Linked DNA regions of Homo sapiens: regions 1 and 3 are each linked to region 2. A link is a contact called in ENCODE Hi-C or POLR2A ChIA-PET data. All regions are on one chromosome and are shown on one strand. The core of a region is the stretch at or near the end of the contact, and the rest is flanking DNA. Distances in the headings are between cores, read along the strand shown. Region 1 holds the start of RABGAP1L (RAB GTPase activating protein 1 like). Region 2 holds the start of POU2F1-DT (POU2F1 divergent transcript). Region 3 holds the start of IGSF8 (immunoglobulin superfamily member 8).

Evidence for each region. A loop is a pair of places that touch in the nucleus more often than their neighbours do. ChIA-PET counts read pairs that join two places held with the same protein, here RNA polymerase II (POLR2A). Pooled maps may share reads with other maps.
Region 1: a loop to region 2 is called in a map of CD8-positive, alpha-beta T cell, with 28 times the contacts of the local background. The contact joins the promoter of RABGAP1L here to the promoter of POU2F1-DT in region 2. A Hi-C loop is called at or near these places in 2 of 168 maps with a recorded cell type or tissue (CD8-positive, alpha-beta T cell and K562) and 5 of 50 pooled maps.
Region 3: a loop to region 2 is called in a pooled map, with 15 times the contacts of the local background. The contact joins the promoter of IGSF8 here to the promoter of POU2F1-DT in region 2. A Hi-C loop is called at or near these places in 5 of 50 pooled maps. POLR2A ChIA-PET finds 5 or more read pairs at or near these places in 2 of 52 experiments (BJ and OCI-LY7).

What each region holds. Positions count from the first base shown.
Region 1 is chr1:174,158,124-174,160,823 of GRCh38, reverse strand. It overlaps RABGAP1L (RAB GTPase activating protein 1 like), which reads right to left and starts at 1,304. Exons shown (of 26, transcript NM_001366446.1): 1 at 1,167-1,304. It overlaps RABGAP1L-DT (RABGAP1L divergent transcript), which reads left to right and starts at 1,537. Exons shown (of 4, transcript NR_121197.1): 1 at 1,537-1,660; 2 at 1,834-1,937. RefSeq lists silencers at 899-1,078, 1,199-1,598.
Region 2 is chr1:167,219,259-167,221,958 of GRCh38, reverse strand. POU2F1-DT (POU2F1 divergent transcript) reads left to right here and starts at 1,423. Exons shown (of 1, transcript NR_185889.1): 1 at 1,423-2,128. It overlaps POU2F1 (POU class 2 homeobox 1), which reads right to left and starts at 1,073. Exons shown (of 16, transcript NM_002697.4): 1 at 1,001-1,073. The coding sequence starts at 1,061. RefSeq lists silencers at 1-90, 101-380, 601-750, 1,101-1,200 and an enhancer at 1,381-1,490.
Region 3 is chr1:160,097,275-160,099,974 of GRCh38, reverse strand. IGSF8 (immunoglobulin superfamily member 8) reads left to right here and starts at 1,356. Exons shown (of 7, transcript NM_052868.6): 1 at 1,356-1,566. The coding sequence starts at 1,503. RefSeq lists a silencer at 772-1,601 and enhancers at 2,168-2,694, 2,695-2,700.

The DNA of each region.
Region 1 (2,700 bases), core at 55-2,554, 6.9 Mb before region 2:
GGATATTCTACGGAAGATGCCAAATATAAACACTACTGTAAGAAAAGTCAGAAGGTTTTCATGAAACTGTGTTTTCAGAATTTTAACAAGCAACTACTTACCTCCCACTATGCACGAGGAAATTTAAATGTATTAAAAATCCCTAAACCCCTCCAGTGCCAAAAATAAAGGCCTTAAAATCATTTTCCAAACTGCGCTGAAATCTGTCAGGCAAGCAAAAGTTCTCCTTACCATTAGTGTAATAAGGCTGGCATTTCAGTTTACTTGCATGAAACCAATTTTGCAAGTGACCACCCAAGTTTTGGTACATATTCTAATATAACCCTATCTGAGAGATCCAAGGACCTGGACACACTGCCTAGTATCTGAAACCCGTCAGTTCAGCTCCCATGCACCCGGCCACCTCCCGCTAGCCGGTGGCCCCTTTCCACATGCTGACGCACTGCCCAGCCCTGTACCGTTGGCGACCAGTGCAAAGTACTAGCCCAGTCTCAGAAACTTTGACTCAGTTATCAGGACACTGAGCACTCACAAGGTGGGTGGGGGTTGGGGGGAGGTGTTTGTCATGGCTCAGGAGGTCAACTTTGAAGCGGGGCATTCCCTACAGGTAGGGATCTGCCCGGAACGCATCCCATCCCAAACTGCAAAACCACAAGCATCAACAGCAGGAGCCGAGCAAAGTGCTCGGCGGAGGAAGAGGAAGGGCGAGGGAGAGAAATGGTCGAGTACAGAAGCCTGCGTGTGGGTAAGAAAATACCCTAACCACTCGCCCACCGGACGCAGGGCGGCTGGGACTGCGAATCCAGCAGCAGCCACAGCGTAGCAGCGGGCGGCAGCCGCCGAGGCAGCAATGTCAGGAGGGCACAGCTGGAGGAGGCGGCCGCCAAAGCCACTACCCCACCCCCAGGTAAGGGCGCCGACCCCGCCCGCCCTATCCGCGAGGAGCGGCCACCTGGGAGAACTGCGGTGTCCGGGAGGCGGCCGACAGTCCTGAACCCGCCCCCTACCCTCCTTACCGCGGTCCTCCCGCATCCCAGTCCTCGGCTGGGGCCCCATCTCGACCCTCCCCAGGCTCAGCCCGACGCCAACACACCCAGGCAGCCTCGGCCCGCGGATCCGGGCCGCCGGGCCGCCCTCGTGTCCCTAGGAGGCCGTCCTCGCCTCACCTCTTCACGTCTCCGCGGGCGCTGCCGAGACAACAACTCCTTCAGGCGCCCGCGTTCCACCCTCCACCTCGCGCTCTGAAGCCGGGCCGGTCCCGTTCGCTCCGCCACCGCTGGAGCCCGAGGAGGGCGGAGGGAACTGAGAGGGGAGGGGAGAAGGGCCGCCTGGCAGGAAGAGGCGAGGGAGGGGGCGGGCCGAGAAGGAGGGGAGGAGGCGGTGGCGGCGGGTCGGAAGCGCGCTCGTCCAGGCCCCTCTGCGCGGCGTGCGCGCTCCTGATGTCGGAGGCGCCCACTCTGCCGGGCGGCGGCGGCGCACACGCGCGTGCACGTCGCTGCGTGGCCGCGGTTGCGCCGGGAGCGGAGGAGTGAGGTCCTGACAGAACCAGAGCTGTTAGAGCAGGGACGCGCGAAAGGCGGGAGTACGGGCGGCGCTGGAGAACCTCCGCGGCGGAGGGGCCTGGGGGTGGGACCGCGCCCGCGAGCCCGCCCTGACCGGGGTGCGTTCTACTGGCAGTTGCTGAGTTCGGAAGATTAACTCTGAATGTGGAGAGATTATTTTCTTGCTCGTAAACCTGGTTTACATATTTTCATTCTTAATGCTCAGTAATCTTAAGGAAAGTCACCTGAAAGAATACTTTTTCACCAAGTACTCTTCTGCGCCTGTTTGAAGGTGTCTGTGTGCTTGTGAAGCGCTCCCTTGTTAGTTCCTTCTGTGAGACTCGGGGGAGACTGAAGAGGGAAATCACCTGCGGGGAATGAACAGGAAAGCAATAAGTAAGCACCATTACGTATTATATGAAGAAAATGTGCCCTCATTTGCACCTTTTTATCCTTTGGGGTAAAAGATGTTGAGGTACAAACTAGGTAGAGGTAGAATAAACCAACGCTTTTTCGCTACGAAGATTGTACTGATCCTTGAATTGTGGACATCCTTCTTCTAGATCCTGCAACCAGAAATGACCTGTAAATTTTCCGAATCTCCTTAGCACTTTGTTCTGTAGTTTTGTGGCACCTAACATGTCAGGCTTATCCAGGTTGCCCTGTGCAGCATTTTATCCCACTAGACAACCGCTGTGAACCTGTATCATTCATTTGTATCTTACACTGTGCACCCTGCCTAACTCATAGGAAGCACTCAATGAATGTGATTGCATGGATAAGTGAATATAGTGTCCAGTGATTGCAGCCATAGAATGACTTTAGTTTAAATATCTCCCTTCTATCCCACTTCAATTCCCCTGCCCTCATTTTCCCACCCATATTTAAAAGCTACTCTGAGAAACGTGACATTTGTCCAAAGGGCCCTCCCTGACAAATTCCTTCCCCCCACACCCCCGCTTTTCCTGATGTTAATGTCTATAGATGCTGAGACATATCAAGAGTGTTGTAACTATTTTTTTGTTTCCCCTACCTTCTGGGCTGCTTCCCTTATTAACTTCTGTATCTCAGGAGCCTACCTAGCCCTGGGCCTGACAATAAATGCTGAAAGTTTTTATTATATTTAATAAAGTTAGGGTTAGAATAACATAAATCATCT
Region 2 (2,700 bases), core at 174-2,673:
TCGCCCGCGAAGCCCCGGCCGACAACGCAAAGGGGCTGCCGACCGCCGGCCGGGGGCGCGCGGGCCGCCCCAGAGGACATCCCCTCGGAAGGAACTTGCCCCAAGGACTCCTTCCAATCCAGTCCACCCCCCAGGGGGGGCACGCAGACCCCTGCGCGGGTTCCCCACCCCCGCCGCCCCAGGCCACCTCGCAGCGCCCACGACCGCTCACCCCTACCCACCTAGAGAGCAGGCCTGGCTTGGGTCAGGCCACCACATTGGGGACCAGTGGGGCGAGGCCGAAGTGCCTGGGGCCGTGACCCCCGGGCTCAGCCCCGCGCGGGGCGCGGGCAGGGAGCTCTCCCCGCGCGCACCCCCGGTTGCCCTGAGGGCCGCCCCCCAAGGCGGGCAGCGCCCCCCCGCCCGGGCCCGCTCCCGGGGGAAGACGCGTGCGGGTGTCCGGCCGCCGGGGTCCGCTCCGGCCCCGCCGCCTCCCCGGCATTGTGCTCGCCGCCGCCTCCATCCCCCTTCACGCCCCCCACCCCGCGCCCGCCCGGCCCCGGCCGCCCGCCCGCGCCCTACTGCGCCCCGCCGGCCCAGCAGCTATGAATATGTAAAATGTCTTTATTGTCCTCTCCCTCTGCCCCGGCCCCGCCGCCCCGCCGCGGACCCGCTCGGGTTCGGGCACGGCGGCGAGGAGGCGGCAGCGGCGGCCGGCAGAGGAGGAGGGCCGGTGCCGACGGGCAGACGGCGAGCGGCGGCGGGGTGGGCCGGGTGCAGGAGGAGGGCAGTGGATCGCAGCCCCCTTTGCCCCTTGTCTTCCCCCTCCGCCTGGCCGCTCCGAGCCTCTTTCCCCCTCCGCTCAGCGCCCGGCGGGGGCTCAATGCTCCCCGGCCCCCCATCTCCCCGCCGTTAATTATAATAATCCTGAGTACTAATAAATTATGCTAAGTCGCGGGGGGGGGCAGCGGGAGCCGGGGTTGAGTATGAATATGAATATGTAAAATGCTGTAATGATTACCTGCTGCTGCTGCCGCCGCGGCTGAACTCTCATCTTGACTCGCTGCTCCTCCGTCCGCCATTTTGAATATTTTAACCAAAATCGCCCGGTCGATAAACCCTCCCTCGCTCTGGCTCCCCTCCCCCCTCCCGCCCTGCTTGCCTCCTCCCTCCTCTCCGCCCCCTCCCGCTCCTTCCTCTCCCCGGGCGCGCGCCAGGGGGCGCGCGAGGCCGGCTCTGTTCGCCCCGGCCCCCTCAGAAGAGCTCCACCCCCTTCCCGCGCTCTGCGCACGCGCCTTCGGGGCGCTGTGGCCCTTCGGTAGCTAAAGCAGCGCCCTCAATCAGCCAGGCACCCTGTGGCTTCATTTTTCGTCTCGGCTCTGCGCATGCGCGCCTTTCTCCTGCCGCCAGAAGTGTCGCCGGCGCATGCGCTCCCTCTAGCTCAGAACCAGATTATATAGTATCCCGGGCGCCTGTGTCTTCTTACACTTCTCCCTTTTCCTCCCGCCTTGCTTCCCTCCTGGCTTCGCTCCGGTCTCCCCCAGTGGCCTGTGGCATTGTAAAAGCACGGCAAGGAGCGCAGCGGCCAGAAACGTGGGGGCGCGTGGAAGGGCAGTGAGCGGCCCGCGTGCCCTGTGCTCCGCACTTTCTTCAGGGTTTCCGCGCAGTTGAAACATTGGCAACAATGGATAAGCCGCTCCTCGCTAGGTAATTTCCGGCCCTCTGGGCAGGTAGGGGCGGAAACGACCGCCACGGGAGCCGGGCATGAGGCACCTGCTGAGCCACACGCGGGCCTCCCGCTTTAAATTTGAATCCGAGCTAATCCCCGCCCCCGGCTCTGCTAGTGCAGGAGACCCGGCCCCGGCAAACGCGAGGGGGAGTGTCGTGTGATTGTTTTAATTAGCCCTAAATCTCTTCTGCTCTACTTGCTTCTAACGCCAGGCTGGCTTCCTCGGGAGCTAGGCGTCTTATTAAGTCGCTAATTTCCGCCCTACCCTTCCTTTCTGCCTTCACGCCCCTCTAACGCCGCTCCCCCCAATCGAAACAGACCCCATATTCTGAGGCTTCCCCCCGCGCCTTCTTCCCGCCTTGGAACACCTTTTAAAACCTAGCAGTAAGCTGATGACTAATAAAAATGTCGAAATCGTAACTTCATCGTGAATTTTATTTTGCTGTGTTTCTCAGAGTAAATATGGTATTGGGGAAAGGTTTCGCGTTGCACATATCTTTCTTGGTAACTAGACATAATGTTGCTGAGTTTTCTTTATCTTAAATGGCGAAATTCCCTGGACAAAGTCCCAGGTCTAATTATTTTACGAATTTTTAAAGCCCTATTTTTGTTTGTTTGTTTGTTTTTTAAGAATAGAAAGGTGTATTTCATGGTAAGCAAAGTTTAAAAAAAATCAGCTCTAGTTAATCTGTCTTGAGAGATATGACTGAAGTTTAAATTGGGTAGAACTGCTGGTTCTACAATTAAAAACAAAACTGATTTCCAAGTGAGTGCAATTATTTTAATGGGTAAAGTTTTAATCATCAGTCCTAGAATGCTCGTTGGACTCCTTTAACTGTGCAAGTACAGTTAAAGCTATTGTCAGTGACAGGCAACGATTTGGGGGTGGGATTGATTTGTTCGTGGTAATTAAGCCTTAGGGTGTGTGCATGACTGTTTGAACCAAATAATTAGACCGCCCTGTAATCTAATTATTTAGAGCCACGCCAACC
Region 3 (2,700 bases), core at 107-2,606, 7.1 Mb after region 2:
CCCACTGACAGCCACTCTGACAGCCTTGGCTTTGCAAACCTGGCCATCTCTTCTCCCCATTCTGGTCTCATCCTTCCTGCCCCTGCCCACTTCCCATCTTTACAGTTCAGGAAGAGACAGAGCACCTGGGAAGGGTGCCTCCTCCATTCTCCCACCTCCAGGGCAAGCCCCACTCTTCCTAGAACAGAGCAATGTTCATCTCTTCCCACTGTCACTGAACATAGAGACTCCTTCACCTAAATGCCAGGTCTAAACTAAGCCTCTTAGGAAGCAGTTCAAATAATAATTCAAAACCTAAAACAAAATAATCCTTATCTCCCATTTTGTGTTAGTTTCCTGTGCCAAACACTTTATGTACATTACCTATCATCACAATAACCCTTTGGGTGATGTGATCAACCTCAATTCAATTTGCAGAGGAGAAAACTGAAGTTGAAGGAGGTTAAACAACTGGGCTAGGATCACCCAACCCAGAAATGACGTCACATGGACGGCCCCCTCTCCTAATCCATTTTTCTTTTGGTTTTGCCCTCTGAGGGGGTGAAAAACAGGTCTCCAGTGACCTTCTGGATCCTGGAAGCGCCCTTCAGCTCAAACCCTTCGCATTCAGGAACTCCTGGCTTCCGCCAACCCCTACTTCAGCAGGGTTTGCAGCGAGGACTATGGCTCAGAGCAAATAACTGAATTCTAAATGCGTGGTCACAGTCACCTCGCCAATCCCAGGGACCCTGCACCCAACTCTCCAGGAAAGGCTGGCAGGTGCGGGGTGGAATGCGCTCTGTGCGAGGGTGGGTGGGAATTTCGATGCGCAGAGGTGCAGTTAGCTCACTCCTGCGGGGGCCTCGGGCGGAGCCAGGGCCAGGGGCGGGGCGAGGCCGGGGTCCAGGGCGGAGCCAGGATTGGAGGCTGACGTTAGCCCTGCGGGGACGGGGAAGGGGTGCGGCTTGGGACTGGGGCGGGGCCGGGGCCCGGGGAGGAGCCAGGATTGGAGTCCGACTGTAGTCCTGGTGGGGCGGGGCGGGGGAGGGGCCGGAACTGGGGCTGGGCCGAGGCCCGGGGCGGATCCAGGGCTGGAGTCTTGGCGGGGCGGGGCGGGGAGGGGCGGGGCCGGGGCGGGGCTGGGACTCGATGCGACTCAAAGGTGAGTTTCGAGGGGCGGGGCGGGGCCGGGGCCAGGTGCGGAGCAAAGGCCGGAGTCTGGCGGGGGTGGGGCAGGCAGGGCCAAGGCTGGGTCCGGGGCGGGGCGGGCCTAGACGGGGCGGTGGAAGGGGCGGTGCCGGGGCGGGCCGGGGCGAGAATGGTTTCAGAACTGCCGAGGGCTGGAGGGAAAGCAGCGGGAGGGGCGGAGGGAGGGGATTCGGCAGCTCCAGTTCAGCTCGCTCGGCGCACCCACGCCTCGCTGCCCCGCTTCCTGCCCTCAACCTGGGCATGCGCCCCCCACCCTTCCGGCCCCCCAGAACCCGCGCCATCCCCCGGAGCCTCCCCAGAGCTGGCCGCGCAGGATGGGCGCCCTCAGGCCCACGCTGCTGCCGCCTTCGCTGCCGCTGCTGCTGCTGCTAATGCTAGGTAAGCCAGGCCCCCGTTCCGGTTCCCGGCCCTGCCGGGCAGGTGCCTGCCATCCAGCACCCCCCTAGCATTTCGGGGCTCCTCACATCCTCCTCCGTCAGGGGTACCTCCAGCCTCCCCGGGGTCGGCGTCCAGCTGCGCTTTGTGGCTGTCCGCCGAGCCAGTCTTGGGAAGAGTGCAGGCTCCCCAGCTCTAAGCCAGGGACTGGGGCGTAGAGAGGACCCACTAAGGTGCTGCCCCAGGCACTGCTCGGCCTCCCGGGGCAGGCCACACATCTCAGCTAGCATACCCACGTACTGGGGTCGCTGCACCAAATGCTGCGACTCCTTTCTGCCCCACACTCAGCTCCAGGCCTGGCCTTGGGTGCCCGCCCTACGAGGGCAGTGCCTGCCCAGCTTCATAATTGCCCCAGAGTTGGCTGGAGGCCCAGAGGCCAGTTCTGCCCACGATCTTTGAAGTAAGTCTCTCCCAGTTGCGCTCCACGCACTTCATCAACTGGGGGCAGTTCCCTCTCTCACCCCCATCTCCACCCTGGGTTGGGTCCCTCTTTGCCCTTCTTCCTGTCTCCCAAATGGCACTTGGCTCTGCAGCCACCCATCAGTTTTCACACCGCTTAGTTCCAGCTTCCTTGCCTCAGGAGAAACCAGGTTCCATGGAGACTGATCCTGGGATCTCCAAGCACCTTGTGCCTGCTGTGGTGGGTGTTCATGGTGGGGTGTTCTGGGCCAATCTTGCATGGATGCATGGGGATAATGACAGTGGAATTGTTTTTGGCCTGAACTGGAGGGCTCCCTGTAGGAGGTGGTCTGGGGAAGAGTATGGCATGGAGACAGTGAAACTGCCAGTACAGATGTTGATGAGGCTGAAGCCCTTGAAATGAGAGTGAAGCGTGGGGGTGGGGATGGTGACTTCAGAGCTGCTGTCGTCAAGGCAGAGGCTGAAGGTAGCCCCAGCTGCCTGTTTCTAGACCAGAGCTCCACAGTGGCACCAAGCAAAGCCTTCCCCTGCTGCAGGTCCCTGGGCCCTGCAGGGTTAGGATGAGTCCTCTCCCTGGTCCCTGGGCAGGTGGCAGGAGGATGTACAGAGAGGAAGGCGCTGTGGGGCCTGGGTTGCCTAGCACTTGGTGTGTTTTCC